Regions from separate parts of the Mus musculus genome. Here all the other regions are linked to region 1. Evidence: chromatin loops called from intact Hi-C (ENCODE). Cell type or tissue: heart. All regions are shown on one strand. Links, peaks and the distances in the headings refer to the core of each region. The heading gives the core; the rest is flanking DNA. Region 1 holds the start of Gm38712 (a long non-coding RNA gene). Region 2 overlaps Slc6a17 (solute carrier family 6 (neurotransmitter transporter), member 17). Region 3 has its middle 5.2 kb from the start of Lamtor5. Region 4 has its middle 7.4 kb from the start of Gm35700. Region 5 overlaps Kcna10 (potassium voltage-gated channel, shaker-related subfamily, member 10). Region 6 has its middle 34 kb from the start of Kcna10. Region 7 has its middle 18 kb from the start of Lamtor5.

Region 1 (4,444 bases), core at 163-4,162:
TCCCATCCGCATCTTCCAGCTCCAGTGTCTTTCCATATCCCAGACCTATCCACAAGCACGCACCTGGAACTCACTTCTGGATAGCGGCTCTCATCTTCAGAGCACAGTCACCTCTGCCACACAGAAAGGACAGGAAGGCGGGTGCTTTGAATGAAAATCGTACAAAACCTTTGTCAGATTTATTTAAAGTACTGGTTTTAACTCTGCAGATGCTGCTGATAAATTATTTATTCTTTCTGAGGTAAAAGCCCTGACCCCAGTGCAGGACAAGCACTGACCCCGAGCAGGGACACAGTGGTGGTCCAACCTTCCATATTCTTTACTGGGATGGCAGGAAGGACAGCCCTTTTCTCCCTTCCCTCCCCCCATGATGTGAGCATTCTGAAGAATTCTAGTGGCACCTTCAAACCTCCTTACTCTGTCTACACCATCATCCAGGGGGTCTTATTCTCCCCTTGATTTCAAATGTCCATAGATCTGAAGCCTCCATCCCGAGGGTCTCAGCTTCCCTCTGAGCATCGAGACAGATGCTCAGACGGGCAATTTATGGGAGCTATTACTATGACCTCACAAACTCCTGCCTACCACAGCTTCCCTCTGTGGGGACTCTGCCTTTCCCAGTAGCTTCTAATTGGCATTCTCTACCTTTGTGTCTCTGCTCTCTTCCCTTCTAATCTTCCTTTACTTGAACAAGTGGCTTGAGTCCACACACTTATCTCTCATCGGGAAGCAACTTCCTTCCAACTAATTTTCAGATCCACTCATTATACTACATTTCCATTACAAATATAGCATGTATCTTTCTGAAGTTATCTTCAGTTGCAGTTGTCTTTCTGAAACAAGGGTTAGATTCAGTCTGTCATCTCCCATCCCAAACTCTTGATAGTTCACTATTCCCCTAGATACAATAAATCCAGACTGCACATGACTTTCCTTTCATCAGTCTTCCTCTGGTATCCCCTCTTGGAACACTATGATCTTCATGGTGTAGTCTCCATTCTTGCAGCAGAATGCACAACTCCTGAGAACAAAGAGGCCTGTTTCTGTGCTCTGTCTGGTTTCCCTTACTCTGGAATCCACTCATCCATGTAAGTGCTTACTCTGAAGATATGAACTGAGCCCCCAGAGTGCTTCATCCCATGGAATGGATTTCCAATAAAAGGAGAATAAGACAATTAAAAGTACATACCCAGCAAATTGATAGACAAAGATGCAACATATGAAGAGGCATATAGTATAATAGGGGGCAGAATAATGAGAGATGCTTGATATAGATTATTCTAGAGAACCTTTCTTCTGGTTGGACAGGAAGGAAGGAAGGAAGGAAGAAAGGGAGGGAGGGAGGGAGGGAGGGAGGGAGGGAGGGAGGGAGGGAGGGAGGGAGGGAGGGAGAAAGATGCAGATATACCTCCAAATGCCCAAACCCCACCCAGACACAGTAGGAGCATCTGCAGTTCTCATCTACTCAGAGGCTTAAACCCAGGAGGGGAGGCATTACTTTGAGCCTACATTTTTTTGAGGCCATCTTAGGCAACTTAGTAGATCTCGACTTTAAAAAAAAATAAACAATCAAACTTGCCCAAACCTCCCAAGTGCCCGTCCTCTGTGAAGGCTTTCTTTCTCAAATGCACTTTTCTATTTGGCTGATGAGCTTAAGCCAACTCTCAGCCTTGGGTCAGAGCAGGGTCTGGACACTTTGCTTCTTCATCCATCCCTTAGGATCTACAAATTCAACTAATATGCATGTGCCAGGCTCTGTGTCTCTCACAGAGGTGGGCCCAGTGCCCTGGGGAGTCAACCAGATCAAGGCTCATCCCTTCCTTCAACCCCTTGGTCCCCCATCTATATGGCCATTGGCAAGTCACCTTAGCTCACTAAGCTTTGGTGTCAGTGAGTCTAATGAGAATAAAAACAGTACCAAGCTCTGTGAGGTCACTGTCCTTCTCACACATGCCTGGAAAGAAGAGCTACACTTTGACCCTTATTCCATGCCACCTCTCTTCTTTCTGCTCCAGCTTTGGGTCCTACTTTTATTAGAGAAAGAACCTGTGCTTATGTCTAGAAAGCTTACCGATCTTGAAGAGGGTATGGCTGAGAGAGAAGTGATTGTCCATCTCTATCCAGTGCTGTGGCTCTACTCTCTCATCTTCATCTGACTGCACTGACCTGGGAGCCGTGAGTGTGTTCCAGCTGCACTAGGACAAGTCCACCTGTCAGGTTCATACTCAGTCCTGACATAGAAACCCAGGGAGATTTGCAAATCTGTGAGCTAGAGTTCAGAGAAGAGAGGAAACCTTTCAGAGTATGAACAACCTTTACAACTTAGCTCTGACTAGGTTCAGAGACTCCTGGGAACTCCTACACCATATCCCCAATTGAGGTTGTTTTCAGTTTTGTTGATTTGTGTTGTTTGTTTGTTTGTTTGTTGTTTGTTTGTTTGTTTGTCTGTTTTTCTGGACCTTTCTTTTCCTCTTCGGCCAACCTAGCTGCACCTCTTCTACATGGCCACTAGGTGGTGCTGTAGGATGACCCTTGAATAACAGACGACCAGTAGGCAGTCCAATTCTCTTGGTTGGAAACGTGCAGAAATGGGAAACTACAGGCTCTCTACTAGGTGCCTTCCCACCTCTGCCTCTCTTCCTACCTGATCACTGTGCCTCCAGACCCTCTCCCTCTCTCTCATCATCTTCCCTTCACTTTTCACTCGCATCTCTGCTCTCCACCACAAGAAAATTGGCCAAGATAGCTCAGGCACTTCCTTAATCCTCTAATTTTCCCACTCCCTGCTTCAAAGACTGGGTCAGAGAGGCTGAGTCTCTCTGAGCTCTTGATCTGAGCTCCCTGAATAAGCTCTGCTCTCTCTCCACTCCATACAAGGTTTCCTCCCATTATCTGATACTTCTGTCCTCAGTCTTCACCCAGAAATCGACAAATTTAAAATAGCAATCGGGCTCCTGCTCTGACCTGAAAGATTCCATTCGATGTCTCTGTCTACCCAGTGAGAAGTGTGAGCCCACTCTCTCCCACGAGGTCTCAGGACTGTAGACTCCTTGTGTTCTGCTGGTGTTGGCACTGCTTGGACTCAGAACATCATTGTAATGCACCAAGCATCAGATTGGCACTGTTTGAAATTCTTGAAGTACTTGTGTTTGAAGTGACCTGGCATCTCCTGACTCCTCCTTGCATTCTAAACAGGCAAAGAGAGAGATGTTGTCCTGGAGCTCAGAGAGACCTGAGCCAAGCCACACTCTGTCACTTACTAGAATCAAGTGACCTTGACCTCTCTGAAAATCAATGTCTCTTGACTCTCTGCATAAAGAATAGTTGAACTAAGGATGCTAAGGATGAAGGGAAGGCTGTTCGTTACTTACTTGAGGCTCCCATTCCATAACTAAATGAAGCCAATGCAATTGTCTTAGAACAAAAAGAGATCATACGTGCATCCAACATCCACATCCTACAAATATGTAAAGTGGGGCCTAAAAAGGGAAAAATAACTTTGTCCATGCCTCATGGTCCTTGGTTACCTAGGGAGTAGGCAGATCAGGGTCATCACATGATTTTAAGTGGTTTCTTCTGTACCTGCTATGTTCTCCATCTCCACCATCAGAGAGGAAAAGAGAAAGACCCAAGGTCAGAGTTGCAGCCAGGCACAGATCAGCCAAGGTAGAACCTGGACACTAAGGGCCAGTATGTGCTGGGTCGAACTAATGGAAGTGTGCCTACCTCTGAGCCAGTTGGATCACATCTGAGTCAAGGTGTTTCCATCTGGGACAATTGTGTGGGTGCGCTTGGAAGCTAGAGATATCTCTGAGAATGGCCAGGTTGGTGCAGGACAAGAGAAGATGACGAAGCCAGGATATGCTACAGAGTCCATCGGTCTGCTGGAATGCACCAGGTCACAATGCAGAGAAGCCACTCTTAAGTTAGACCAGACAGCAGAATATAAGGAAGAGACATAGCCTTGCCTGTCTAGGAGAGGATAGTATGAAATGTAAACGGGACATCTCAAAACCTGATATAATAGGTTCATGTCCCAGACATAGAGTCAGTGGATAGAGAATCAGAGAGAGGGCCTGAGAGACACAGCACTAAGTGAGTATTAGAAGTCGCTGAGTGGCAGAGAGGGTGTTATGGTCTGGCTGGGGAACTGCTAAAGCCAAAGCAGGAAGACTTACAAGTTCTAGATGCTCCCATTGCCCATCACTGAAATGGACGTTCATACATATATAGCAAGCGGCAGAGGTAGAAAGGAATGGACCCCAAGCCTATCTCATCTCAGACCTTAGCCTTATACATCTAAATTAAGCCACTGGAACCTTCAAGCCAGTTTAGTCATGCCCATACAGACTTCTACAGAGAGGGACATGGAGGACAGAGGGCCTTGTTTGCCTTTTAGGAAATGCTGGTTGAGCACAGCAATAGGGAGTCAAAGAGGATATAA
Region 2 (4,444 bases), core at 267-4,266, 370 kb after region 1:
TAATCTTATTCATAATATGTTGTTGTTAAATAACTTGAATCTCCTACCCATCTTCCAGGTTCCTTCCATCTGGATCACTGGAAGGTGGACACACCAAGACTCATTGTGATTGCTTGGACAAGACAAGGAGCCTTGCCTGAACCAAGCCTTTATGAAGGTTCCCAGGGTTTAGCACAATTCTAGGCACCCCTAATACCTGCTTCCTGCTCCAGGCAAGGAATTGATGAAAGAAAGTTAGAAGTGAGAGAAGGCTGGGGTCCTTTCTGTCAGAGCCTTGTAATGTGGTGGAGAGTACACTGGATCGGAAGTCAGGAAACCAGGCTGTGGCCACAGTTCGCCCTCTAGTTGTTCGAGAAAGCCTTACTTACCCCTTGTCTGTTTCCTCAATTGTTAAAAGGTCAAATCATCCCTTGAATTCACTTCATGGTTATTTTTACTGTGAAATAATAAAGTGCTCCTACATGTAACTTTACCAGTAATTTTTCTTCATTCACTATTTTATGGGCCAGGAGGTTAGGAAGGGTCCAGCTGAGCAGTACTTAGAACTCATGCAATTACAGTGGTACTGAGAGACATGAGGTTCCTTTGAGATGAACGTTCAGTGTGGCACATTCACACGGCTGGTGGTTGACATGGGCTAAGGGCTCAGCTGCAGCTGTCAGCGGGAGCACCCGCAAGTGCGCACCCTCTAGCACCGTCAGTGTCTCAGGTAAGTGTGGTACCCCCCAAAGTGGCTAACTGTCCCCAGAACCATTATCCAGAGAACAACACCCTTGTTGATGTAGCTCTGCAAGTCCATAGCATTGCCTCCTCCATTTTCTGTTGGCTAGAAGAGGAATCTGGTTGCCCAGGCTCAAGAGGAAAGGCAGAGAATATTCCTGATGGGAGAAGGGTTAAAGAATGGGGGAACCTCTGAAAATTCACCAGCAAACAAGCCATAACATTTTGGGAGTTTATAGAATTCTCTTGCCCATGCTAGGGCTGGATGAGGCTGTGTCTGATTATGATTAAGAAGGAAACAAGACAGGGACAGGATTGGTGAGTGCCTGCTTCCCTGGACAGGGCACCTTGTCTTTCCGCCTTCCTTGGCTTCTTCCAGGGTTAGGTTGGGACTGTCTTTTAACAATGGTACCAGGGTGCTGGCTCATTGCATGGGTGAAGTGGGGCCAGGGTTGGTAGAGAGAAGAGAGTAATAATCAGCATATATTCTATCCCCCTCTGGAAAACTGCTATGCGACGGTCCACCCGGCACCTCGGGAGTTCATTTATTCCTCCCAGCGCCTCAAGGAAAAGGTTTTATTGTCACACAGGTTCAGAGGGTTAAGTGGCCTGCCCAAGGTTGGTGACAGACTCATGATTGAAACAACCTCAAACAGCCTGCCCCTGGGGCCAGAAGGAAGTGGAAGAAGCTGTCTCTCCTGTCCTCTGGCATGCCCTTGTCATCTTCTTCCCTACTTACTGCCTCCATTCGGGACCCAAATCTAGCTGCTCCCCTCCTCATCAGAACAGATTAGCTCTGTGTCTCAGTTCCATGTTTCAGAGCTAATATCCTCTCAGGAAAAGCCTCCAAAAAGATGCCAAAGATGGACGATGGGCATATCTAGTGCCCCAGAATAGGTTTATTGTATGGGGACCCTCCCATCTACAGCGAGGCCTGTGGGCCTCTGAACAGATGCTATGATCCACAGACTGGTGGAGGTGATCTATTCCCAAGGCCAGGCCTTAAGAAGTGGGCACTGCCAGCTTCCACATTTCTGCTCTTGAAGTGGTCTCCCCATCAGATAAGGATTTGGTCGCTCTGACCAACAGGCTCAGCTGATCTCTACTCCTACGTGTTTTCACCCAAAAACTAAATATCTATATAAATGTGAGAAAGGCTCCCTTGGGACGTCCAGACCAGCTCTTCTACCCACGGGACATCACTTTCATTTCCACCCATCTGCTGCCCTAATTCATACTGGAATTCCTCATTCATAAAGTCATGAGGTAGGAAATGTTGGTTGTTTTAAAATTTGGACTGACATGGAACACTGCAAGAGATAACTGTTTCAGGATGTATTGTTGCCTTTGAACTATCCTCTCTCTTTCCTTCTCTCTTGCAAATTAGAAGCTGTGTCTCTTAGGAAAGGCAAGACCCAGCTGACACTGAACTTAGACGTGGCTTTGAGGACTCTGGCTTCAGAGTGCCACTGAAGTGAAGCCCTTAATGCCTTGTGTCTCTGTGTCTATGCATCCCTCCTGGAAGGATGGCTGCCATTTCAACCAGAATTACCAAAAGACTGAGTGACTGTGTGGGGAGTGACTTGTCCAGCACTGGGCCAGTCCCTTGTTTGAGAACTAAGTAGGAGATTTGATGTGACAAGAGAGGTGCTTGGCCAAACTCGGGCCAGTGAGTTCTGATTTGCCTGTTTGAGGACTATGGCTAACATGGAGAGACAGTTTAAGAGTGTTGCCAGGCTAAACCGTGAACTGAAAGGGATTCCTGCCACCTGGTGGCTGCTCGTGGAATGAGGGGTGGCAGGGAGAGGAAATGGAAGGTTCCTTTGGAGGACCCCTTCTGAATGAAACTGAGATCACAAGGCACTGAGCGCGGCTGGGATGGGGAAAGATGAGAGTAGTAGTATTCTTCTGAAGATTATACTCCGAGCTGAGGCAGGAAGAGGGGGTTCTCTGCCACCAGCCTCTTCCATTCTTTATGACCCTACATTCAGTGGGTGCCTATTTAACAAAAACTTGGGCTATCACATCTTATACTTCATCTTTATCTTCCACTGGAGATTTCAAAAGATATTATCTGAAGTTGAGGGGTAATTCTCTGAGAACTTAGAACATGGCTTGCTGTGAACTAGCTCACTTCCCTAAGGATTAGGTCAGTCCCCTGCCTTTCTTGTGTTTCCCCTCAGTCCTCCTTACATAGTGAACATATATAGTTTTCTCTGAAGCTGGGCAGGATAAGAATTGCCCTGAAAAGCCCTGGAGAGGACACCAAACGCCATCCTCATATCAGACGGCGCCCCACTTTCCTTACCTGGAATAACGTAGATTCAAGCACTTCCCTCAGAGAAAAATCTCAGGGGTACAGAGTTGCTGAGGCACAGTAAGGGCAAGCATGGGACCCACAAGTATCCGGGGACATGCCCAGAAAACTGGCTGCATCTCTACCTTCAAATTTCTCAGCCAGCACCCACGAGAATCCCATTTCACCCCATCCCAAAGCCTCCCTCAGCTCCCCTCCTGTAAGTGAAGAAAGGCAAGAGAGGGTGCTAAGAACAGACACTTTATTGTACAGCAGGGTGGGGGAGATGAAGTGGGGGCCCTGGGGTGACAATGCCTCATGCCCTCTCCTGGGCCAAGTGATCCTGACTCAGAGCACTGGCCACTCCAGGACACATGAACTTAAACTGTTCTGAACGTGTGTCAGGACCGGAAGTGACTGCCTGGTATGTGTTTAGGTCTGTACAAAGCAGGACTTCTCATGAGAAATGACCCGGGGCCCTCCTCCCCTAGCTCCCCATAGTTCAGACCTAAGAAGAGGGACTCAGAGGTGTACAGAGTCAGGTGTATTACAGCCTGCGTGATCTCACTTCTCTTTTCACAGTGGGCATACTCTAGTTGAGGGAAGGGTAATGTAGTGGTAAGGAAGGGAAGAAGAGCAGTCCCTGCCTGGGAATACTGCAGATCTGCACGGGGATTGGCTCATAGCCTCAGGGCTCACACACGAGCACGGCCTCTGGAGGACGTCTCCTGGCACTTAAAAAGCAGCAGCCAGCTCCTGACGATGTATTGCTTGATGGCAGAAGCCAACCCTATCTATAATTCCTCTGCACCTCACGTCTCCCCCACCACCCAACCTAGGCCTCAGGCTCCTCGCTGTCCCCATGAAGAGGGCTGAGGGCTCCCTGAGCAAGAAGCTGGTGACTGGAGCTGAGAGCTGTCAGAACAGGAACTCTTAGGTGTACCTCTGCACTGCCCCAACTCGAATGACTCAGCCCCGGAAACCCCTTGTCTCCTGGTAGGCACCGTATGAGCAGCGCCAACCAGCACTAGGGACCCTGCGCCAAGACTTGGAGACCCAGCCCTCACTTCCAGCTCTTCCACGGAAGCTGAGGCTGGTCTTCAGTGGTCAGGTGAGCCCACCTCATCTCTCCGGAGGAGCCAGCGGAGGTCTGAGAAGCGGCTGTTGCTTTCTGAGTACTCCAGACTTTTTCAAGGACAAGGGCAGGACCGAAGGGCAGAGAGATGCCTTCCTCCTAAGAAGCCCGGTACTGTCTGCCTAAGACATCGTGACTCCAGTGTGAACAACAGAAGGTTGACTGGAAAATAAATCTGAGGGCTTTCCACCCCCACCCAAGGCCCTCCTTCCCACCAAAGGTGAAATGACAATGAGTCACCTGAAGGAAACACGTGCCTTTCCCCACAGCTGGTGCTTCTTAGAGGTGCCTGT
Region 3 (4,444 bases), core at 329-4,328, 180 kb after region 1:
GAGCATGATAGTACACACACACACACACACCCACACACACACACACACACACACACACTCACACACCAACACATAAGACATAAGTACATGGCACATATGTCTATAAAAGCTTTAAAGGAAGATCCAAAGCCCAAGTTAAATAGGTTGGCCAAGGTCCAATGGAAGAAAACTATCTTAGCCACAGAACAATACTGGGAGCAAGCTGGAAAGCTCATCTGTTCTCTTTTTGCCTCTGGGAGGGTAATCGTTCCAACTAGTACTTCTGTTAACAAAGAGTCACCAAGTATCTATGATCCTGCTTGACTTGTGGGCTTTCTGGATTCATGAAGGCCCTCATTCCCCAGGGATACCATTATAATGAATCACCAATTGAGTGGTTTACCCTCAAGTCTGGAGAATAGAAGCCCCAAATCAAAGTTTTGGCAGAATAGTTTCCTTCTGAGGACTGTGAGGAAGAAATATGTTCGAGGCTTCTCTCCTTGGCCTATAGACAGATGTTTGCAGCTGGAGCCTGCCTTTCCCCTGTGCATGTCTTGTTATATAAGGATGTCAATTACATAAGGTTAATGCCCACACTAATGTCTTCTTCATTTTAACTTGATTGCCATCTATAAAGGCCCTGTCTGCAAACATGCCCACAATCTAAGGCACTTGATTTTGGATCCTCACATGCGAATATGGGGGGAGATTAACATTTAACTTAAAACAGTGACTCCCTCTGAAGCAGATTTAACTACAGTTCAATAGCATCTGGCAGCATGCTAGAGATGCTTGGAATATCGAATTCCATGTCAAAAAGAGGTTTATGTTGTAAAGTAGACACCTCTCCTCTCTGGACCTCATATGTCATATCGAGAGTAAGAGGTGTGCACTGGGTCTCCACCACCTCTGCACCTGAATTCCAGGACCGTGTTCTAGGCAGAGTCGGGCAGTATACAGGGGAGAGTAACAATTAGACTCCACCACTTTCAAGCAGGACGATCTGGCCAAAGTTTTGTTTAGGTATAGACAAGATTATCTGTGTAGCCCTGGCTGGCTTGGAACTCTCTGTGTAGAACTGACTAGCTTGTCAAACTTGTGGCCTCTGCCTCCAGTGTTCTGGAACTACAGTTGTATGAGACTGTACCCAGCGTTGTTTTCTGAGCTTTGCATTTTTAACTGTAACCAAAAGATAGTAATATTAGCTACTACAAAAAGGGGGGGGAGGGGAATGTGGTGATTAAGGGTGTGTCCCTGGTCACATAGTTATCAGCTCCTACACACTAACCGCTAATGCCACTAATACTATGAACAAGAGCCAAGTTTATACCTGGTCTCAAGTCTCAGTGCTGTCCACCTCTGACCTCCGATCCCTGACACCCACTAGAGCCCACCCACCTCTGACCCCTGACCCCTGGCACCCACTAGAGACCACCCACCTCTGGCCCCCAACCCCTGGCACCCACTAGAGCCCGCCCACCTCTGACCCCCGACCCCTGGCACCCACTAGAGCCCGCCCACCTCTGACCCCCGACCCCTGGCACCCACTAGAGCCCTATGCTGCAGCTTAGAATGAGATGCTTGAGCTGCCAAAACTTTGGCATTCCCCGTGACACACCTTCCCTGTCTCCACCTTACCTACCTCCTGCCCGCTCTACTTGACTTTTGACTTTTTCTTCTTAGAGTCAGGGCTAGAGCTTCAGGTGATTTTTTTTCTCATTGTACTTTATAATTTTACATAGAATATGTAGAAAATCTAATAATAACATCAATATAACTATGGCATTTGGCACAGCTTTATAGGGAAGCTATGTAGATTCAGCTTCTCCTGTGGATATGAGACTGATATCTGCAGCAATCTCTTGGATATGAGACTGATATCTGCAGCAATCTCTTGGATATGAGACTGATATCTGCAGCAATCTCTTGGATATGAGACTGATATCTGCAGCAATCTCTTGGATATGAGACTGATGGCTGCAGCAATCTCTTGGATATGAGACTGATATCTGCAGCAATCTCTTGGATATGAGACAGATGGCTGCAGCAATCTCTTGGATATGAGACTGATATCTGCAGCAATCTCTTGGATATGAGACTGATGGCTGCAGCAATCTCTTGGATATGAGACTGATATCTGCAGCAATCTCTTGGATATGAGACTGATGGCTGCAGCAATCTCTTGGATATGAGACTGATGGCTGCAGCAATCTCTTGGCACTGTGATTTTCTCCTGTGCATCATCTGGATTATAATCAACCTAAGGAGACAAACAGATTTTCTTATTCAAATTGACTTTCATAACACACCAACCTCTCTTACACAAGGTAACCCATGCTATCCTCCCCACACCTGGATGAACCAGAATACAGTACCCCTATATCAAAGGCTCCCCAGACACTCAGAGATCCCATGGGAGGCTGGTGCCCTGGCTACCAGGATTCAAATGTATGCCTCTGACTCCAAGGACACCCGCATTTGATATTTAACACTCTCCACTCTCTAATAACTCAGCAGGCTTATACATCCTCCTTCCAGCCCTCACCCCCTACAAGTGAACACACACACACACACTCCTTAGGCCCTTCATTTTGCAGTTTTCTGTGGCCTTGGTGCCCCCTAGTGGCTCATTAGGGTTCATTGCACTGAAGGCTTGTGACTAAGCACTCGAGTTGTCCAGAGGCCAGTGTTGGTAGCCCTGGGATAACACATCTCTCAGTGCCCAGAGCTGGACCCACCATTAAAGATACCCCCCATCTTCTTTTTATTTTTTATTATTTTTGACAGGGTCTTTTTGTGTAGCTCGGGCCGTCTTCAAACTTACTAGGTAGTCCAGGTAGGCTCACATTCATAGAAAACCTGAGTGCTGGGATTACAGTGGTACACCACTATAGCCCACCAATACTGTACCTAAGTGAGTCTATCAGAGTCTATGCAGGAGTCAAGGCAAAGGAAACAGCACCAAGACAGCATGTAATATCTGGAGTTCTGGCCCGGTACCTCCTTCCACTCCTTAGTGGGATATGTGGACTTTCACATTCTCTGTTGCGCCTACCCGCAACTCTCCTTTCTCAGAGCTTGTTTGCAGGAAGGGGAGAAACAAAAGAAACTGAAGTTAAAGACTTCATAGTCTTTATATAAATCTCGCTCCACAAAGGATGCCATCTAAACTCTCCTCTAGAAAGGAGATCATGGGGGTGGGGGAAATAGGTTTAAAGGAAGGGCTAGAGGTATGTGATAGAAATAGGAGACTTAAGAAGAGACATTGGACTAGTGAGGGTAGAAGAGTATTGAGAGCAGGAGCAAAAAAATGGGGAGACAAGTTGGGAAGGAAGATCAAGCAAAGCAAAGTATTGTGACAATACCACAAGGAACCCCAATGCCCTTCGTTCAAACAGAGATGTTAATAAACAGTGTCCCCAGGAAGTGCGTAGCCTGCTGTGTTTTATAAAAAGATAGAGAGGGGAGGAATATGTTTGGTGGAGGTGTAGTCAGGTGTGGAGGAAGGGGGGTTCCTCTGCTGGCCCATGCTGAGGTATCCTTTCCCCCTGAGCCGCACAGCCACACAACAGACAGTATAGTATAGAACAGTTTATTCAGGGCATGGGGAGGGGAGTTGAGAGGTAGTAGAGACAAAGAAAAGCAGAGAGACAGAGTAGAAGAGAAGAGGCTAGAGCCATGACATGTGGTGGTGGTGGGGTGGATGGGGAGAGAGGGAGAAGGGGCAAGAGGACAGAGTGAGAGCAGGGAGGCAAGAGAACAAGAGGGAGGAGGGGGCAAGTAACCCCTTTTATAGTGAGTCAGGCATACCTGGCCATTGCCAGGTAACTGTGGGGCGGAGCTTAGACAAAATGCTAACACAGCCAGCTGTTTCTCCGTGGGCCTCACATGGGGAGATGGAGAAGGCATTCTATCCATTTCTGCTAAGTAAACACAGAAAAACTCCAACCCATCGAGTCCAATGCTCTGATATGGGTGCTTGGGATTTCCCGCCATCATTCCAGAACCAGCTCCCAGCATTCAAAACTGGAGGAGTCATCAAGGACCCTGAATGCTAAAGAAAGCAGAAAGCGTTGCAAAGCTGACATCCCCCAGAAGCACCACCCTAGTTCCCAGCACTTGGCTGCTTACATAGCTTTCCTTCCCCTCAACCCAGCTGTGCAGGACCAAAGGAAGCGAGACAGAGAGACAACAGCCTATCCCCGTCACTTCCCACACATCAAATCCTCCCTCTTCCTGATTTCTTCTCTTCCCCTGAAAGGCCTAGCTTAGACCTTAAGAAGCTGTAGGCATTCTGAAAATCTTTTAATCATTTTTCTGGCTTTGAGATTATTTGATATACCCTGGAGACCTATTTGACAATACAGGAGCCAATGTTCACTCAAGGGACTGAGTACTTGAAATGTGGTCGGTCTGAACTGCAATGTGACAAAGTGCAACTAGACTTCATATTTTAAGGACTTAA
Region 4 (4,444 bases), core at 223-4,222, 260 kb after region 1:
CTCATGTGTACATGTGGAGGGCAGAGGTCAGTATTAGTTAGTTGTCCAGTTTATTTTTCAGGACAGGATCTCAGTCCTAATTAGTTTTGATTGTTACCTAAATACAGTCCAGGGTTATCTGAGAAGGAAAGCCTTGACTGAGGAATTGCCTAGATCATGACGGCCTGTGGGCGTGTCTAAGAAGCTTGTCTTGATTAGGAATTGATGTAGGAGGGTCAAGTCCACCATGGTTGGTTCCATTTCCTGGGAAGAGGTATCCGTCCACATAAGAAATGTAACTAAAGCCGGGCAGTGGTGGTGCACGCCTTTAATCCCAGCACTTGGGAGGCAGAGGGCAGGCAGATTTCTGAGTTCGAGGCCAGCCTGGTTTACAGAGTGAGTTTCAGGACAGCCAGGGCTACACAGAGAAACCCTGTCTCGAAAAACCAAAAAAAAAAAAAAAAAAAAAGAAAGAAAGAAAGAAAGAAAAGAAGGAAGGAAGGAGGGGGAGAGAGAGACAGACAGACAGACAGACAGACAGACAGACAGACAGAAATGTAACTAGGCACTAGCCTGTGAGCTAGCAAACTAGTGAGCATCATCGTCCAATGGTTCCTGCTGGACTGAGATGTAACACTACAAAAAAAAAAAAAAGAAAAAGAAAAAAATTCACTTTCAGGTTCCTGCTTTGACTTTCCTCTATGTTGTCCTGTGACTAGGAAGGGTAAACTAGATGAAACAGTCTTTCCTTAGATTGCTTCTAGTCAGTTACTTAACATTAACAACAGACAGGAAATGGTACCTGGCTAACAATCAGGGATCCGCCCATCTCCACCCATCTCACCCACCCCACACTAAGCTTATTACTGCCAGGTTTGACTGACTTTTACCAGGGTTCTGGGGTTCCCAGCTCAGATTCTCATGTTTGCACCACAAGCGCTTTACTGAGTGGGCCCAGCCTCTTAAGTGTAGTTTTGAATACTAACTGTGGAAAGTCAGGTGGGAAGAATAGCCCATCCTTTATGCGGTTGTTTGAATACGTTAAACACAGCACATGACTGCTTGATTCTTTTTCTCTGCTTTACTTAGGTTTTGGTTTCTGTTCTTTCACGTTTTTCAAGATGCAGAGCCAGCAGTGTTCTTGGAATGAACACCCAAGGTTTGGGGATTGGAAGGTTGGGTGTGAGCATCATTGTTTTTTTCTTCCTGTATAATCACCAGAGAAATATTTTCTTCTCTGTGGCCCCACTTTCCTCATCCTTAAATTTAGTTTAAAAACAAAATAACAAATTTCATTCCCTGATATACAGCACATGAAAGAGCTCCGTACGTACATTTTAAATAGAAAACACAGTATACATAGAAATTAAAAGCCTCTCCAATTCTTTTACCATACTACTCAGAGGGCTGCTGTGGCAGGCTGTCATGACCTATAAAACCGTCAGCACTAGGTGGTCCTTTTGTGAGTCTTCTAGACTTTTTGGTTTTTAAGATGTCTTTATCAAGACAAATCTCTCAAAAGTAGAGGGCTCTGAGTGGGCTTTCTGCTTGTGTTTAGGGAAACGGAAGTCTCAGAGATGTAGTTGCTAGTGAAGGCTCTGAAAGGCCACCAGGAGGGCAGACAGATCAAACTTCTGAGTGATGACCTGGGACAGAGCCAGGACTTCCAGTAGATGTGTCAGGAACAGATTCAGTAGCAAGTAAAAAGAGTGTTCTGAAGATGCCACAAGAAAACAGAAGCAACGACTCGGAGAGGAAACGAGATAATCAAGGAGGGACTTCAGATGGCTTTAAGGGACTGGTCAGAGGTAACGCAACAGGTGGTGGGGCAACTTACTGACTTGGCTTTGCTGACTCAGTTCTCCCTAGCCAGGCAACAGTCCTTGAGGGAGGGAAGAGGAGGAGCCTGTGGGGAAGCAAAAAGAAGGAAAGCAACTGGGGAATTGGGCCCTGGTTTGGCTGAATGTAACGAGTTTGCAGAGCAGCAGTCCTGACTCTGGCCTCCTTAGGCCCCAGAGCCTAGAACGGTACACAATCCTCTTACTCAGTTAACTCAGCAAACATTTATAGGCCTGCGAGTCAGTTCCCCGCAGTAGACCCACGTGGGATTGCTAGCCCTGGCGAGCCTCCTGCCTAGCGACCAGCAGAGGGCAGAAAAGACCCGCAGATGCCAAACTCTGCACAGCCTGCAGCCTAGCTTCTGGCGGGGAGGGGGGCGGGGGGAGGGGTGTGGGGAGAAACTAGGTCACTTGGTCCTGCCAAATGGCAACATTGACAGGGGTGGACACACTGGGACTCAACACAGAAACTGTGAGGCCTCGAACACCACCTTGCCAAGAGCACTCATGCCTCTGGGCTTGCAGAAGTCACCGTTGCTTGTAGAGGGAAGGATGAGATCGTGTGTGTGTGTGTGTGTGTGTGTGTCTGTGTGTGTGTGTGTGTGTGTGTGTCTGTGTGTGTGTGTGTGTGTCTGTGTGTGTGTGTCTGTGTGTGTGGTCTGTGTCTGTGTGTGTCTGTGTGTCTGTGTGTGTCTGTGTGTGTGTGTCTGTGTCTGTGTTGGGGGGGTGTTTGGTTTATTTTGCTTGAAATAGCTTGCTGCAGTACTTGGCTTTTTTTTTTTTTTTTAGATAAATTCTCACTCCAGACTCCAGGCTGGCCTGGAACTTAGGGTCCTCCTGCCTCACAGTGATGTACAGCTACATGTGGGATAGCTCAGGGTCGGGGCAAGGAAGTTCTTCCATCAAACAATTAAGTAGCAGGCTCACCTCAAGCTGTGTTTTAGAGTAAAGGGGAGGCCAGACCCATGCAGAGCACTGATGGGTGGGGCAGGTTGCCTCAAGAGAGTTTACCAAAGCTCAGAGCCCTCTTTGGTCTGGGAGGAAACTTCCATTTGGAGGTGAGGGGGAGGGCTAAGTGGACGGATGTGGCTAGGTGAATGCCAGATCATATTTCTTAATGGTTAGAGGACAGACTTGGAGTCAGATTAGCTCTTTCTCTTAGTCTTGCCAACCAGAGGTTATGAAACCTTGAGTCGGCCATTTCCAACCTCGTTTTTCTCCTCTGTAAGCTGGTGAGACTGTCATAAAGATGAAGTGGAAGAACTCTCCAGTGTGTGAAAGTGTTGTTGAGTCTCCTCCCCTCTGTCCTTCTTAGTGGCACACCATGTACCAGAATCATATCTGTGACAGGTACCTCTTGTGCTGGACAGGGAGGAGGGACACCCACGAGGCTATTAGTCCTTCAAGTAAACTTGTCCTTCAGGAATGCTGTTACAGTGGGGCCAGGAGGCTCCTCTCCATCGATGCACATAGTACCCTGCTACTAGAAAATGTGGGTGTCTGGGGCAAATGTTTTTCTGGCTCCTCAAATCACAAGGCCTTTGGGGGACGAGGAATTAGTAAGTTAAAAATGGTCTTGATGAGAGGAAAGTTGGAGACAGGATGATACTCCATTTCTTCTCATGGACTCTGTGAAACGTAGAAGGTCCATCTGAGTGCCTTGTCTAGGACTGCTTTATATGAGTGAGTCTGGAAGACATTATGCTAAGTGAAACATGCCAGGCTTGGAAAAACAAATACTGCATGCTCTCCTGTGAGGAAGCCAAAAGTCAATCTCGCTGAAAATGAGCACGGGATGGTCGTGACTCGAGGCTGGGGAAGGGCTGGCTAATGCATAGCATTGTGCAGGAGGAATATATTCTACTGTCCTATCATCACAGTAGGGGGACATAACTTATGGTATATTTCAAAAGAGCTGAAGGAAAGGTTTTGGAATGTTTCCGACATAAAGAAGAGATATATGATTGAAGTATGCTAATCACTTTAATCCAATCATTAAACATTGTATATAGTATTACAACTATCACAATTCACCTCATAAATATGAATAGTTATTTTGAGGTTTTTTTTTTTAAAGAGCAACTTGTGAGTGTTTTCTCTTCATTAAGCCCTGCAGCAATACCTGTGCTGCCTTTCTATGTCAACAGAAGGAAATCAGGCATGGATGCTCTTACATAAAACAGCTAAGCACAGTGTTCCATACTTATTACTTGGCAATGAGGCAAGAACCTTGGAGAACTAGTTTGAGGTTTTAGTGATCAAAAAATAAATGAAAATGAGGCTCAGAGAACCATGCAACCAGGGAAAGGAACTTTCCCGTCCTTTTCTATGCTCTTAGGTTCTTTCTCTGTGACCATTTGGACATTTGGCTGGATCCCCGCATTGGAGTCTCTGCCTTTGGGAAAGGCTCTTCCCGAAGTCCTTCCGTTCAAATCCAGTCAGTGCTTGTGTTACCCAGCCTCAGAAGAGAGACACTCGGAACTCTTCCAGTCAGACCAGCTCGGAGCTCAGCAAGTGCTCTAAGGCTGATAGGTCCTGCATTAGCTGTGTGGTCATGAGCACATGACTTGATAAACAGTACTCATCCGATTTAGAATCCCAGCACCTGCTGTGTAGGTTGTGAGACC
Region 5 (4,444 bases), core at 124-4,123, 95 kb after region 1:
GTCACCATAGAGACAGATGCACCCTTCTCTCCCAGGCAAATAGGGAGGCAACAGGGGCCCTTAATGCACAAACCTAAGAGGTCCAGGGAAAAGAATCCAAGAGACCTTTTTCCTAGCTGACTTACAAAGTAAAATTATTTTCCCCAAGATCAGTAGGTTCTGGTCCCCACTGATAATAGCAGCTGAACTGTAAGCCTCACATTGCTACCAGAATGAATTATCCTGGGCTCATTCTTTTCGGCATTGTTGCTGTTACTCAGGGTTTAAATGAAAGAGCTCTTGCCTGCATCTTTCCATCTCTTTCAGAAGATAGCTTTGTCCTTGAGCAGTCCTCACAGGGAGAGAGACACACTGCCCACGCTGTGCCCATCGACACTCTAACAAGGAAGAGATCCATGTGACCAGCCATCTGAGCCCCCTCCAGTCCTCTCTGCCTTCTATTGCTGCAAGCAACAGAACATGCTCCTGTTCCAAGAGGCAAAAAGATTAAGTTGGAGAAAGGGGCCAGACACCCCTGGAATAGAAACATCTGTGCAGTGTGGGTGGTGTTGCAGGAGTCTGTCCCTATGTATCTGCATATGTGCTCGGATGTCTTGGTAATTATGTGTGTAATATACATATGTCTATGAGTATTTGTACAAGAAGGCACACATGTGTCTATGTGTGGGCATATGTTGTTCTGCATGCCTCTAGTGTGTGTGTGTGTGTGTGTGTGTGTGTGTGTGTGTGTGTGTGTCACAGTTTCCAGACAAATTGAATGAACTCACGTGAGCATCACGCATGTGGGTTCGCTATTGTGGAATTAGAGGATAATAGGAAGAGTGTTGAGTTTGGAATTAGAACACCCATGTGTCAGTCACAGCTTCCTAGCATGGACTAGTCATATACCTTCCTGGACTCAGTGTCTCTCTGGGTTAAATGAAGATAAGGATCCCTGCCAATGACAGTGGAAACTGCCAGGCTCAAACCCCTTATGGATTTGGTATGCATTGTTAATCTGAGGTGAGCAATCACCTCACCCATTGTGCCAGGATAGGAGGAGATAGTCTTATCAGAGCACAAGAGATCAGGCCACAGAAGTCCGCCTCTGCTGGCCTTCCACTCACTGAGCATCATATGCATCTCAGGCAGCCTCTGAGAGAGCCCTGCTACTGCACCAGTAAGTGTAGAACTCAGTACCAAGAGAGGGCAAGGAAAAAGGACCCATCTCACCCTGACACTATCAGCACCCACATGGGAGGTGCTTCTGTGTGGCATAAGTGCCTCTCCAGCAACTCTTGAGGCAGAAAGCAAGGATGTCACCATAAGTCTGAGGCACCTTAAGTCAAAAGCCCTACCAACTTGTCCTTAGTCACACAGGTAGCAGATGGACAGACAACGTAGGATGAAGAGCCACACAGAAACTGAGAGCTGGCCCCTGTCTCTGCCCCCAGAGCCTGTACCCACAGCCACTCAATGTGACAGTGTTTTGCTGAAGAGAGATGAAAGTGATGGCCTTGAGAGCTAGCCTGGAGAAGACCACCAAGTCTTGCAGCTAGCTAGCCATAGAGTAAAAGAGGGAACTCAAAGATGAAGGGAGCATAAGAGAGGCCAGAAATTGCTTCCAGCAAGACAAGATCGCCCTCTCCTGTCCAGACAGAGCAGCGCCACAGTCAGTCTTCCATCTCCTTTTCTGGCAATCCTCCACTCAGAGCCCCACAAGGCAATGAAAACACGATTCCACTCTAGCCCTGCTTGAGAACTCCCTGGTCTGGTCTCCTCCATCAACTGACAGCCCTGAAACATCTGACCTTGCCAGTGACAGATACCCGTGTGCTCCCTGTCTCGGAGACCTGGGGCCTAGAGGCACAGTATACACAGTTGTCTTTGCAGATGACTTCTTGTAGTCATTATCAGACTCTCTGACAGCTGCTACCTTACTTGACTATGGAGGAGGTGTTAGGTTGCTAGGCAACCAAAGACAACCTGTGTAGAGAGGCCAAGGAATGGGCTCCAGATCCTTTCTGCTTAGTACAGCTCAGTGACCTTGCAAAGTTAGACCTGCAGCACCAGCACCAGCCACCGACATCTGCATAATGGTTAGAAGCCTATAGTGAAGTGCACAGAAAGTTCCAGGTTTGATTATGGCAGAGACCACCCACACCACAAAGACTCATCAACATCTATGTATGGACCAAAAGTCCAGACATGCTATAGAGTAGCGGTGAAGCTGGGAACATTGTGATCTGTGCAAAGGCAGTGGAAATGGGTTAGAAGCACTTCTCAGTATCTATGAAGTGCCTCAGGCCATACAACAAGTCTGTCTGGCTCTGGGGAAGAGCAGTAAGATGACAAGTAAGTCCTAGTGTATTTGAGACACCCTAGGACAGTGGGCGGCTAGACTGTTCCCCAGTGCTAGATGCTACAGGATACAAACATAGCCACCCTCTGGAGGAAAAACACGAACCAATAGCACTGAAAGGTATAGACAACCTCTAGACAGCTCTCAAGAGGACAGAAGTATCTCCACCTGGCACCCTCCAGGACAGCTTTCCCTCCAGGCAAGGTTAGAAGAGTGGCCTGCACACACGGCAGCCGAGAAGGAGGATTAAGTGTGCCATGGGGAACAAGGTCCATCTGCACACTGGTGCAGCCAGCACTGTACCGGACAAGAATACAGATTGTGAGAGGAGTCAGACATTGTGATCCCTTCAGCCATGGGTAAAAGCTCTGCTTGGAGTCAGAGCAATTCTTCGAGGCTTTGGAAGGTCCGACACATAAGAGTCATGGCTGTTATTAGAAGTCACACCAGCAAACATAACAATGGAAGCTGCTCCAAATGTCCTCGGCTCCATCCTCACTGGGGGCCCTTTCCAACCCAGAGAATGATACCACAGGCTGTGTATCCAGGGAAAGAATGAAATTCAACCTTAGTTTCTAGAAATGACCATTGAAACAAAGTAGCATGAGGCAGGGGGCTGGGGTGGGAGGTAGCTTCTATGGCCAGAGGCTGCATTAACGTTTCAGGTTTCAGACTTTTCTCTGCTAGGGTGACACACACACACACACACACACACACACACACACAAAACAAAAACAAAAACAAAAAACAAAACAAAAACAAAAACTGGTCCTCACAGGGGCAGCCCTCCTCTATAGATCCAGAAACCACAGTGAGCCCAGGTCACAGGTTGCATTCCCTCTTGCTAATAAATATCTGCTGATCCTAGCCAACTAGCAAGATAGTCGTGTCTTCTAGACACGACAGAGTTGACAGAATTTCCACAATATGATAACCTAAACAAGAGCTGCATGTATACCACACCAGTCAACATGTCATCGTGGGACATCACAAGGCCCTGCCTCTCCATGAAGAGCTACAGGCAGTCAAACAATGGATTCTGATCTGAGAAGCGGAGAATCCATTTTCTCTGAGCATAATCCCCGTAATGGAATATTCAGTATCAAGTGAACAACCCTAAGTACATATGAGCAACACTGAACAGACTCTGTGGATCATATAGATTATGTCTACAACGTATAATGAATATAGAAGAGATCATGAACTTGGGAAAGTGGAGACACAAGATGAATTGGGAGATACAAGTAACGTATCTGTACTTGTAAGTGAACTTCTCAAAAAAATTATTTTTAAAGAGCATCTGCTGATCCCTTACAATGTGAGCTGTCTCGGATCTGGGCACCATGTGAGTTCCATGCAAGGTCACACACGCAGCCCGTGGCAGCCTGCAAAGCACCCTCCCATGTCATTTCCCTTGGTCCTTACCCAGATCTTGCAGAACAGTGGCAAAGCAAGCACTCTGATCTTTGTTTGCTTGCTCTCCTTTTATCCTGAAGGATGCAGTGGCATACTGTGATGCACACTAGATCTAAAGCATGCAGCCTGGTGCTTTCTGATATGCGTATACACCTGTAAGACCATTACTGGTGCCCACTTGGTGATTCCTCCCGTCTTCCTGCCCTCTCTCCCAGGCCACTGCTGATCAGCTTTCTGCTGCTCTAGATTAGCATTTCTGAGGTTTTGTATTCATGAAGTTATTCTATATGTTCCTATCTGGCTCCTTTGACTCAGCCTATTTTCTTATTATAGATGACAACACGGAGGCTTGATGAGACACTGCAAGCAGTTAGTGTAGACAATAGTCCTGGCTCAGAGCCCAGCATGCTGCCTGCCACTCATCCTTACCACTCCATCATTCCATCCCCAGACATTAACTGAGCACTTGGGGTGGGCTGAGTTTGTAAAACTAGACATGGCCCCTACCCTCAGGAACATGCAATTACTCTTTCCTGTTTTTATTAACCAACCTTGTAAAGAATATTTACCAAATAACCACTCAGTGTGGGTGCACTGCTTAAAATGATGCTGTTTCTCAAACCCTCCACCCTCCTCCTACCTGCCACCTCAGACTGGACACTGGTACAGAGAGTGATTCAAGATAAA
Region 6 (4,444 bases), core at 151-4,150, 55 kb after region 1:
AAAGAAGAAGACACACGAGAATTGTTTGCAATCTTAGACTAGGAAGGAACATTTCCATATGAAGCATACTCTAAGCCATAAAGAAAATGTTGACAAATTTCAGCCAAATCATTACAAATTCAAAATTCCCTATAGCCAAATAATTTTAAATGAAAGGATATGAGAAAATATCTGGGTTTTTTTCTTTGCATTCTTGTAGCAGATGAAATCCTTAATGATGAATCTGATTAACATTCAGTAATAAACACACAGACGGAGAAAGTGACGGAGCCAGCCTCCTGCAAACACCATCAACTAGGGCTTTGTTCAGATTCGGGTCAGGCTGGAATTCCAGAAAGGCGTATTAAAGGTCATCAAATGTGTTAGCGCGGATCCCCCAGGATCCTGTACAGCACTCCACGAGGATTGCCTTCTGTAGCTAACAAGCCTGATCAGATATGAAGTTTACAGACTAAATGTAGAAAATATTTATAATGTGTATATAAAACAAAAGGATTACTTGACAGGTTTTAAGCAATAATTTTAAATGCATTTAAAAGACAAAATACCTAACATACATTAAAAACAAGTAGGAGCTATTCTTAAAAGTCAGTAAAAATGACACTCATCTGGCCTGTATGCCATTTAAGACCCTCCATTTCATTTGTAACCAGAATACATGTCAAAAATTGTTAAAAATTATAACCCGTTCATATTAAGGAACACTATAGAGACATTTTTCTTTTAATTACAAATGTAGGAAAGGTACCCAAAAATGTTACAGCGGAAAGTCACACAATCCCATTTATGCCTAAAACTCTCTATCTGTTCTTGTGCACATACACACACGCCCAATGTGTGGGCAAGATTCTGAAAGAGTAGCTCTCATATTGTTAACTGTTCACTCCACACAGGAGGATAAAGAAGGTGGCTTGGAGACAAAGGAGCCCCACCATTTGCTTTACCTAATGCACATGGTCCTTTTTATCTTTGTAAAACTATATTCCTGTATACTTATATTTTGGAGAACAACAAAGTCAGACAATAGAAATATTACTGTAGCCATGGTTGTTCTTAAGCCAAGCTGAGAAGAATTATCTAAATCTTTAAAAAAAATCTGAGATAAAAATGAGTCAATGTAGAATTATCAAGAAGCTTCATCTCTTTTTTTACATTTTTTTAAAAAAATATTAGTTATTTTAATTATTTACATTTCTTTTTTTACTATAGTAAAACAGTTTTTATTAGATATTTTCTTTATTTGCATTTCAAATGTTATTCCCTTTCCTCATTTCCCCTCCTGAAACCCCCCCTATCCCATCCCCCTCCCCCTGCTCACTAACTCACCCACACCTGCTTCCCTGTCCTGGCATTCCCCTACACTGGGGCATCGAGCCTTCACAGGACCAAGGGCCTCTCCTCTCAGTGATTTCCCATAAGGCCATCCTTTGCTACATATGCAGCTGGAGTCAGGGGTCCCTCCATGTGTACTCTTTGGTTGATGGTTTTGTCCCTGAGAGCTCTGGAGGTACTGGTTGGTTCATACTCTTGTTCCTCCTATGGGGCTGCAAACCCCTTCAGCTCCTTAGGTCCTTTCTTTAGCTCCTCCATTGAGGACCCCATGTTCAGTCCAATGGTTGGCTGAGAGCATCCACCTCTTTATTTGTCAGGCACTGGCAGAACCTCTCAGGAGACAGCTCTATCAGGCTCCTGTCAGCAAGCACTTGTTGGCATCCACAACAGTGTCTGGGTTTGGTAACTGTATATGGGATAGATCCCCAACAGAGGTATGTATGGATACAGAAAATGTGGTACATTTACACGATAGAGTACTACTCCACTATTAAAAACAATGAATTCATGAAATTCTTAGGCAAATGGGTGGAACTAGAAAATATCATCCTGAGTGAGGGAACCCAATCACAAAAGAATACATACTGATAAGTGGATCTTAGCCCAGAAGTTCAGAATACCCAAGATACAATTCATAGACCACATGAAGCTCAAGAAGGAAGATCAAAGTGTGGATACTTCAGCCCTTCTTAGAAGGGGGATCAAAATACCCATGGGAGGAGATACAGAGACAAAGTGTGGAGCGGAGACTGAAAGAAAGGCCATCCAGAGACTGCCCCGCCTGGGGAGCCAACCCATATCCAGGAAACTTCATCCCCTGGCACATCAGCTGGTCCCTGCTTAGTCTGGCCTCAGAGTGAGCCCCCTGCTGGCCAGGCACATCTTCAGCTTCTTCAGACTCTATATGTTCCTACCTCCTGCTCCCTTGACTCTCAGGTTAGAACCTGATGCCATCTCTAACCAGGCTTCCCTAGCTATTCAAATATATCATCCATATGCTTCGTCAACAAGTGAGGAACAGACACCACTGGTCAAGCTCTAACCCAGGTAGATGCAAGAGCTAAAGGGAAAAAGCAGCTCTGAGACACTGCATAAAACACAAGACAGTGCTCTCACCTCGGACCAGGACAGGGATAGGGCCCTGCAGCCCTTCAGTCAGAAAGACCGGTTTAATTTCCATGCAAGAAAGCCCAACGGATGACATTTCAAAAGAAGAAGTTTTACAAAGTAAACTGGGGCCATTTTTACAAGAAAGATGAGACATTCTCCCACACAGAATCCTAAAGGACATCAGACTCAGGAAATTAGACATTGACCAGAACATGTGAATATACACGGCCTTTCATCAGGGACATTCGTTTCTCTCAGGCTACCCCAGTCCCAGGGTAGACAGCTTAGGTTGTCTACATTTTACCAGTGAGAATTCCAATCTCTAAAGTGTTCTTTTGACCACAGATTCACTCAGTTCCTCGAAAACAAGCCAAAGGGTTAGGGATCAGTAGAAAAAAAAAAGAAGAAATGTGCCCCCACCTTTGTTATGTCCAATCATGAAGAAATTTGGGGCTCATAAGATACATGCCAGAGAAGCCAGTAACAGGGAAGAGAGATTTCTGAATGAAAGTAGGTGACGCTGCGACTCAGACATGAATTTCACTGGACACTGTGGAGAGCAGGGTTGCAGATCAGTAAGCAAGGATGTCATTAAGGCATAGAGCATGGAGGGGGTTCACAGAGGCTACTCAAAAACAGCAGGCCAGGCTGCAGCTAGGGTGTGTCCACTGAGCCTCATGAGTCCTTATAATCTTAGACCACTGTGCCACATTTATGAAACTTCTTTCTCACCGTGAAGAAATCTCTCTTGTTGATTATACTCAACAAGAGAGGCCAGACAGGCAAATGGAGCACAAACTAAAAGAGCACCACCCAGGTTTATTCAGACTTACAGCCTACAGTGCCCCAAGTCCCTGAGAAACACCTTCAAAGAGACCAGCTGTCTCCTTTGCCCTTGATCTTAGGAAGCATAGCCCTATATCACTGTACATTAACTGTATCCTTATGCTCTGGGGGCCAATTCTGCCCTCTGTGTGGCCTCTAAAAACTCCAAATTCCGTGGTGTAGTCCTCGTTTTTAGGCCCACTTACAGATATATTCCTGTACTCCTCTATCTTTCAGCCTGCTACTTTTGAGCTGATCCTAATGGCCACTTCTTGCAACCTCAATCCGTTTATCAAGTAGTCTGATCTAATTTCTGCACTCTTTATCCCTGCCTCTGGGACTGCTCCCAGAATCCACACAACTAGCTGCCCTCCCCACATCCTGGCTCCCCACTCTGGTATTGGCTGGGCCTGTCACATAATTCTCACACTCTCATTAGCCTGGGCCTCAGCAGGGCTACTCAGCTACATCAATGAAGTTACTCATCACTAATTGCCTTCACTACCAAACAAATTTCTGGTACCCTCTGTTTTAGGGTAAACTCTCCTCTCCTGCCATTTCAACTCAAACCACTACCCAGACCGTTTTTATGTTAGATACTAAAGGGGAGGGTCGTTCTCCAATGACAGACAGACTTTGGGGTCAGGATAGAGACTTACAGCTTATAGTTTGGTTCCCCCCTTCTTCTGCATCCACAAAACGCATGCCTGCCACTCAACCCTAGCCATTTAGATGAGGGCATTGTGTCAAAACGCAATGAAAGAGCATCCATGTCAGCTTTCCCTCCCCCAAATGTGGGTGCCGCAGATGCAGAGCTTGGCTGCCTGCCCAGGATGCTCCCCATCCTCTTCAGCCCATTCACCCACCCACCAGGAGCCTCCAGGAAACAGTACCTAACAAACTGACAGCGGCCACAGGCCACCCCACATCCCCCTCCCCAGGCCAGAAAATCCCATTCAAGGCAGACAATGCTTCTTAACAAACAATTAGCTTGAATTTTTCATTAGCTTCTACTTCCTTTGCAGTTCCTGCCTCCAGCCCTTTCATAGCTCTAAGCTATGTATAGCTGGGGAGACCCTGGCCAGTCATAGAGGAGAGCCCAGCGGATATGTGGGTTAAAGCATCCATGAACCCACCTCTGAAATAGACTCCTAATGAAGCTGATTATAAATTAAAC
Region 7 (4,444 bases), core at 226-4,225, 170 kb after region 1:
AGTGCAGTTAGCCTCTGCGTTGAGGTTTCCTTGCTGGAAGCACAATTTTTCCTTGGGGAGCTGCCGGCAGACAGATGGTGTAAAGACTTGATTGTCAGTGTTTTTCTCTCCGACCTGAATGGATCACAGAAGAAACCAACTTCTTCTTCTTTTTTTTAATTAGATATTTTCTTTATATACATTTCAAATGCTATCCCGAAAGTTCCCTATACCCTCCCCCAGCCCTGCTCCCCTACCCACCCACTCATGCTTCTTGGCCCTGGCATTCCCCTGTACTGGGGCATATAAAGCTTACAATACCAAAGGGAAGGGGTCTGCAACCCTATAGGTGGAACAACAATATGAACTAACCAGTACCCCCAGAGCTCGTGTCTGTAGCTGCATATGTAGCAGAAGATGGCCTAGTCGACCATCACTGGGAAAAGAAACCAACTTCTGCCGCAGTGTGGTGGTGCGTGCTCCAGCACCGGGAGCCCTGAGACAAACAGGGAGCACTGTCCAACCTGGGTTACGGAGCAGAACCCTACTATGCACGCCTTTGCATCCCAGCACTCAGGAAGCAGAAGCAGGCAGATCACTGTGAGTTCCAGGTCAGCCACAGTTACATGGTAAGACCTTGTCTCAAACAAACAAACAAACAGACAAACAAACAAACAAAGTAGAACCCTGCCTCAAAACAAACAGAAACAAGAAAATCAACTGCTTCTTTTTTAAAACAGTCTTTTGGCAATGAGTCAAGGTTGCCACGGTGAGAAAGCTGAGTAGGGGACATCAAGATGACTCAAGGTAAACACACTTGCCACACAGTCCTGGTGCTCTGGATCTGAGCTAGGAACCCCTTCTTTAAACAAAACAAAACCTAGATGCAACGGCACACATCGGTGCCCCCAGATCTCCTGCAGTGAAAAGGGAGGTAGAGACAGGAGACCTGCCTGAAAGCCAAATGGCCAGCTAGCCTGGTGTGCACTGTACAGTGGGAGAGTAAGGGAGACCTTGTTTCAGTGAGGTTGGAGGCAAGAACTGATCCCCAAAATCTTGTGCCACGGAGCATACATGTCTGCAGCCACACATCATGAGATATGGGAGATGGGTGTGGAGGGGTAGGGGTGGGATTAACAATACTTCTTAAAAGAAGTCTTTAAAAGGCTGCCTGGTGACTCCATCTTTTGGAAGACTAGTCTCCTCTAGAAACACTACCATACTCTAGCCATCTTGGACAGAGGTCATATGACCCAGACTCATGGGCCAACCAACTCCTGTCGTCTTCATTCTTTCCTGAGTTAATGACTATTCTCTCAAAGTGTTTCATTACAGCTCTGAGCAAAATAGGATCTAGTGGTTTCAGATCCCAGCCAATCGCTCTCATCATACCTACAGAATTTAGAGTTTGAAAATTGTTTCCCACGGGTCACTAACAGGTTCCTTTCAGGAGCCGAACTAGAGTGCCAGCAAGGAGTCAGTCATTCCTATGGGTCTGTGCACAGCCCCCATCTGGTTCTGAATCAACTATGGGCATCACATGAAGGGGTACTCTGACTGTGGAGTATCCTTCTGAAGACTACTCACATTGTGAATCCATGTTTTTCTTTCTTTCTCTGATAGACTTTGACCAAGATAGCAACACCCCACCACCCTGAATAAACTTTGGAGGATCATGGAAAATAAGAACTAGAGGAAGAATGTTAGTGTTTCTGGGGATACAGCCTAGAAACCAGATCTGTGACAAAAAAGTTGGGTATCATCCTGTGTGGTTCCATGTTTGTCTGTGAGTACATACATGAGCACACAGGTCTAAACATAGAAGTGGGGAAGGGGAGACTGAAAAAAAAAACACTAATTTTTTTATTTTGACATGATGAGATTGCCCACGGTTGGGTTGTTTTGATTTTCTCCGTTTTCTGTTGGAGAACATTAAAACCAATTAAGCCTTATTTTTAAATGATTATAAAAGGGAGGAAAATGAACCATAAAACAGAATGTGACTATTCAAGTCATATAGGGCTGAGCTCAAAGTCTCATCTTTTATGTCTTTGTTAGCTGATGTCTTTAGACAAGCTATTTAACTCTTCCAGGCTTTTTCTTTAGTCTTTCCTTAAGTCACTTAAGTAAGGCATGCTTAAAACAAAAGGCCAGACCTACAGCTTTACTGTTTCCAGAGCTGAGGTACTTAGCAGTCAACACAAAGATGGATGGTGTTAAGAAGAGATTCTTGGTTTCCTTTGTGGAGACTGAAGGTCTAGAGAGGGATGAAGCTATTCCCAAGGAGCCCGTGACTGGAATTAGGTGTCACTCCCCTGCCATCGGGGCAGCCAGGGGGAAGAGAAGACAAAAGCCAGTGGTCCTGCAGTCCAGCAGAGGAACACCAACAGACAACAGCTATGTTCTGAGGCCTAGTGAGTCCATTGGGAGATGTGGGTGGCAATCCAAGCTGTGCCTGCAGTTCCAGTGAGACCCTTGGCTGAGTGAAGCTGCTAGACTTCCAAGGCACCAGGATAGAGAACTCAGGCAGGGAGACTGCAGGGATGCAGCAGAGTATGGCTCCAAAGCCCTTTAAGGACACGGCCCAGCAAAGGAAAAGAGGAGGCAACACCCACAGCACTCCAGAGGCAGCTGCCAGAGGAGCAGTTCCAGTAGGCTCCACTCTGCCGTGTAAATCTCACTCCAAAGCACTCAAATTAATTTCAGTAAGAGCTCCCTAGAGCTCCCGACTGTGTCACCCAGACTCCTCCTGTCCTGAAGAAAAACAAGAAAAGAGACAGGCAGAATTTGTCAAGAAATTAATTGAAAACAGCAATGAGAAGCTCATGAATTTGTAATAAGTCTAATTTGCTCTCTCAAGGGCAGACTTGAATGCTTGTTTCTTCCCATCTGGGGCTTGCTGACCCAGGGCCCCCAGGCTTCTGAGAAGAGACTTCCTGCCACCAACACACAGCTGTTCCCTGGCTAGCAAGGCCACAGAAATGCACACCCCTACCCCTACCCCAACCCTGCCCCAGTCCAGGAGTCAGAGTCACGGGTTGCAAGTAGTATCTAGGGTATCTCTTTCAAGAAAAGCTAGAAAATTTTCTCTGGGTATTACGTGAGTCTGAAACAACTATTCATTGTGTTTGGATTACATGTTTACACTGGGTAATGCCCTGTTTGTGCAGATGGTTAAACCAAACCAGCATCTAAGCACTATACAGCTAGAAGGAAACAGATTGGTTTCCAGACCCCATGGCCTAGCAGAACACTCAGGACTAGGGGGCGAGCTTGTCCTTTGATTTGCTGAGCGCTCACAGGACTGGCCAAGGTCACGCAAACAAGGAGAACACAGGCCTGCCACTCCTGACTCTCTCTGACCTGTTGCTCCTTCTCTATTTAACAAGCCAGTTATGAAGTGAAGAGACAAAGATGAACACGAGACACCGTCCCCAGTCCCAAGGGAGGTGTGGGGGAAATGGAGCATAAGTGACTGTGATGTTAAAAAAATAATACTAATAATTCAAGCCCTGGCAGTGGGGCGGTGAGAGAACTGCGTGTACTGCCAACCTCATTTGGGGCATTGTTTCACAAGCCTACCCGAGGACTGCTTAATGACCTCGGGGAATGTGTCTCCCTGCGAGGCTATAAAGCCTCCTCTTTGTGAAGCTGTGTGTTACTTTGTAGGTCTTGTCCAGTTTAAAAAAAAAAAAAAAGTACATTGTTCTGTGATTAGAATTATAGAGCAGATAACACCAAGAATTATTTTTTTTTTAATTCTTCACTTCTGCTTCACGTTTTAAATGTTTGATTGTGGTAAATGCACATAACACAGAAGTTCCCATCATAGCTACTTGCAGCGTGCCGTTCAGTGGAGTGAGGTACATTCACATCATTGTGCAACCATCGCCACCAACCCTCATGGAGTTTTTTCATCTTGCAAAACTGAATCTCACGCCACTGAATAATACCTCCCATTCCATTCCCTCCCTCCCTCCCTCCCTCCCTCCCTCCCTCCCTCCCTCCCTCCCTCCCTCCCTCCCTCCGTTCCACAAGCAGCCCCTGGAGCCACCCTTGGGCATTCTGTGTCTATGAATTTGATTACTGACTATTCTAGGTACCTCCCGTTCAGGGAAGCTAGACAGTACCTGTTCTATATTACTGGTTTACTCTACATAGCCCAGTGTTCTACCATGGTGTGGTATATGAGAGAATTCTCTTGCATTTGAAAGGCTAAAACGCATTTCACTGTATGTTATGTGTCTATTTTGTTTTGTCATTCATCCACTGGTAGATTCTTTGGGGTACTTCTTTTCACTAGTCTTCTGATCAGGTTTTGTCAACTTGATATAATTAGGGTCATCCTGGAAGAGAAAACCTTAGTTCAGAAAATGGCTCCTTAATATTAGGGAAATATAATAATAGGTACATCTATGTAGCATTTTTTTAAACTAATGATCAGTGTGGGAGGACCCGTCCCTCT

What was found. Peaks named below come from ENCODE experiments on the same cell type or tissue, not always from the same donor. Only the 100,000 strongest peaks of a DNase experiment are listed, where the experiment ranks them.
Region 2: a loop joins it to region 1, with 6 times the contacts of the local background. A loop is called at or near these places in 14 of 42 quality-filtered maps.
Region 3: a loop joins it to region 1, with 7 times the contacts of the local background. A loop is called at or near these places in 14 of 42 quality-filtered maps.
Region 4: a loop joins it to region 1, with 2.4 times the contacts of the local background. A loop is called at or near these places in 2 of 42 quality-filtered maps.
Region 5: it touches region 1 in a loop (10-fold over the local background); 21 of 42 quality-filtered maps call a loop at or near these places.
Region 6: it touches region 1 in a loop (7-fold over the local background); 18 of 42 quality-filtered maps call a loop at or near these places.
Region 7: it touches region 1 in a loop (3-fold over the local background); 14 of 42 quality-filtered maps call a loop at or near these places.

Annotation. Positions count from the first base shown.
Region 1 is chr3:107,091,676-107,096,119 of GRCm38, forward strand. Gm38712 (a long non-coding RNA gene) reads right to left here and starts at 1,224. Exons shown (of 4, transcript XR_003954542.1): 1 at 1,190-1,224; 2 at 1-144. It also overlaps a transcript of Kcna2 not described here. In heart, for the core only: a CTCF peak has its summit at 2,509 (motif pointing right); no DNase peak of the experiment used is centred there; H3K27me3 peaks cover 1,409 bases.
Region 2 is chr3:107,464,287-107,468,730 of GRCm38, forward strand. Slc6a17 (solute carrier family 6 (neurotransmitter transporter), member 17) reads right to left here. Exons shown (of 12, transcript NM_001293689.1): 12 at 3,262-4,444. Among named protein-coding and RNA genes, the nearest start is that of Kcnc4, 7.6 kb to the left of the region's middle. In heart, for the core only: a CTCF peak has its summit at 2,503 (motif pointing left); no DNase peak of the experiment used is centred there; H3K27me3 peaks cover 3,092 bases.
Region 3 is chr3:107,271,435-107,275,878 of GRCm38, forward strand. No RefSeq gene overlaps it. Among named protein-coding and RNA genes, the nearest start is that of Lamtor5, 5.2 kb to the right of the region's middle. In heart, for the core only: a CTCF peak has its summit at 2,609 (motif pointing left); DNase peaks (open chromatin) are centred at 2,597 and 4,117; H3K27me3 peaks cover 835 bases.
Region 4 is chr3:107,355,211-107,359,654 of GRCm38, forward strand. No RefSeq gene overlaps it. Among named protein-coding and RNA genes, the nearest start is that of Gm35700, 7.4 kb to the right of the region's middle. In heart, for the core only: a CTCF peak has its summit at 2,106 (motif pointing right); a DNase peak (open chromatin) is centred at 2,131; H3K4me3 peaks cover 567 bases; H3K27me3 peaks cover 303 bases.
Region 5 is chr3:107,186,816-107,191,259 of GRCm38, forward strand. The region is part of intron 1 of Kcna10 (potassium voltage-gated channel, shaker-related subfamily, member 10); the gene reads left to right. Among named protein-coding and RNA genes, the nearest start is that of Kcna10, 5.9 kb to the left of the region's middle. In heart, for the core only: a CTCF peak has its summit at 1,628 (motif pointing left); no DNase peak of the experiment used is centred there; H3K27me3 peaks cover 786 bases.
Region 6 is chr3:107,147,016-107,151,459 of GRCm38, forward strand. No RefSeq gene overlaps it. Among named protein-coding and RNA genes, the nearest start is that of Kcna10, 34 kb to the right of the region's middle. In heart, for the core only: a CTCF peak has its summit at 2,207 (motif pointing left); no DNase peak of the experiment used is centred there.
Region 7 is chr3:107,258,485-107,262,928 of GRCm38, forward strand. No RefSeq gene overlaps it. Among named protein-coding and RNA genes, the nearest start is that of Lamtor5, 18 kb to the right of the region's middle. In heart, for the core only: no CTCF peak of the experiment used is centred there; DNase peaks (open chromatin) are centred at 2,537 and 3,367.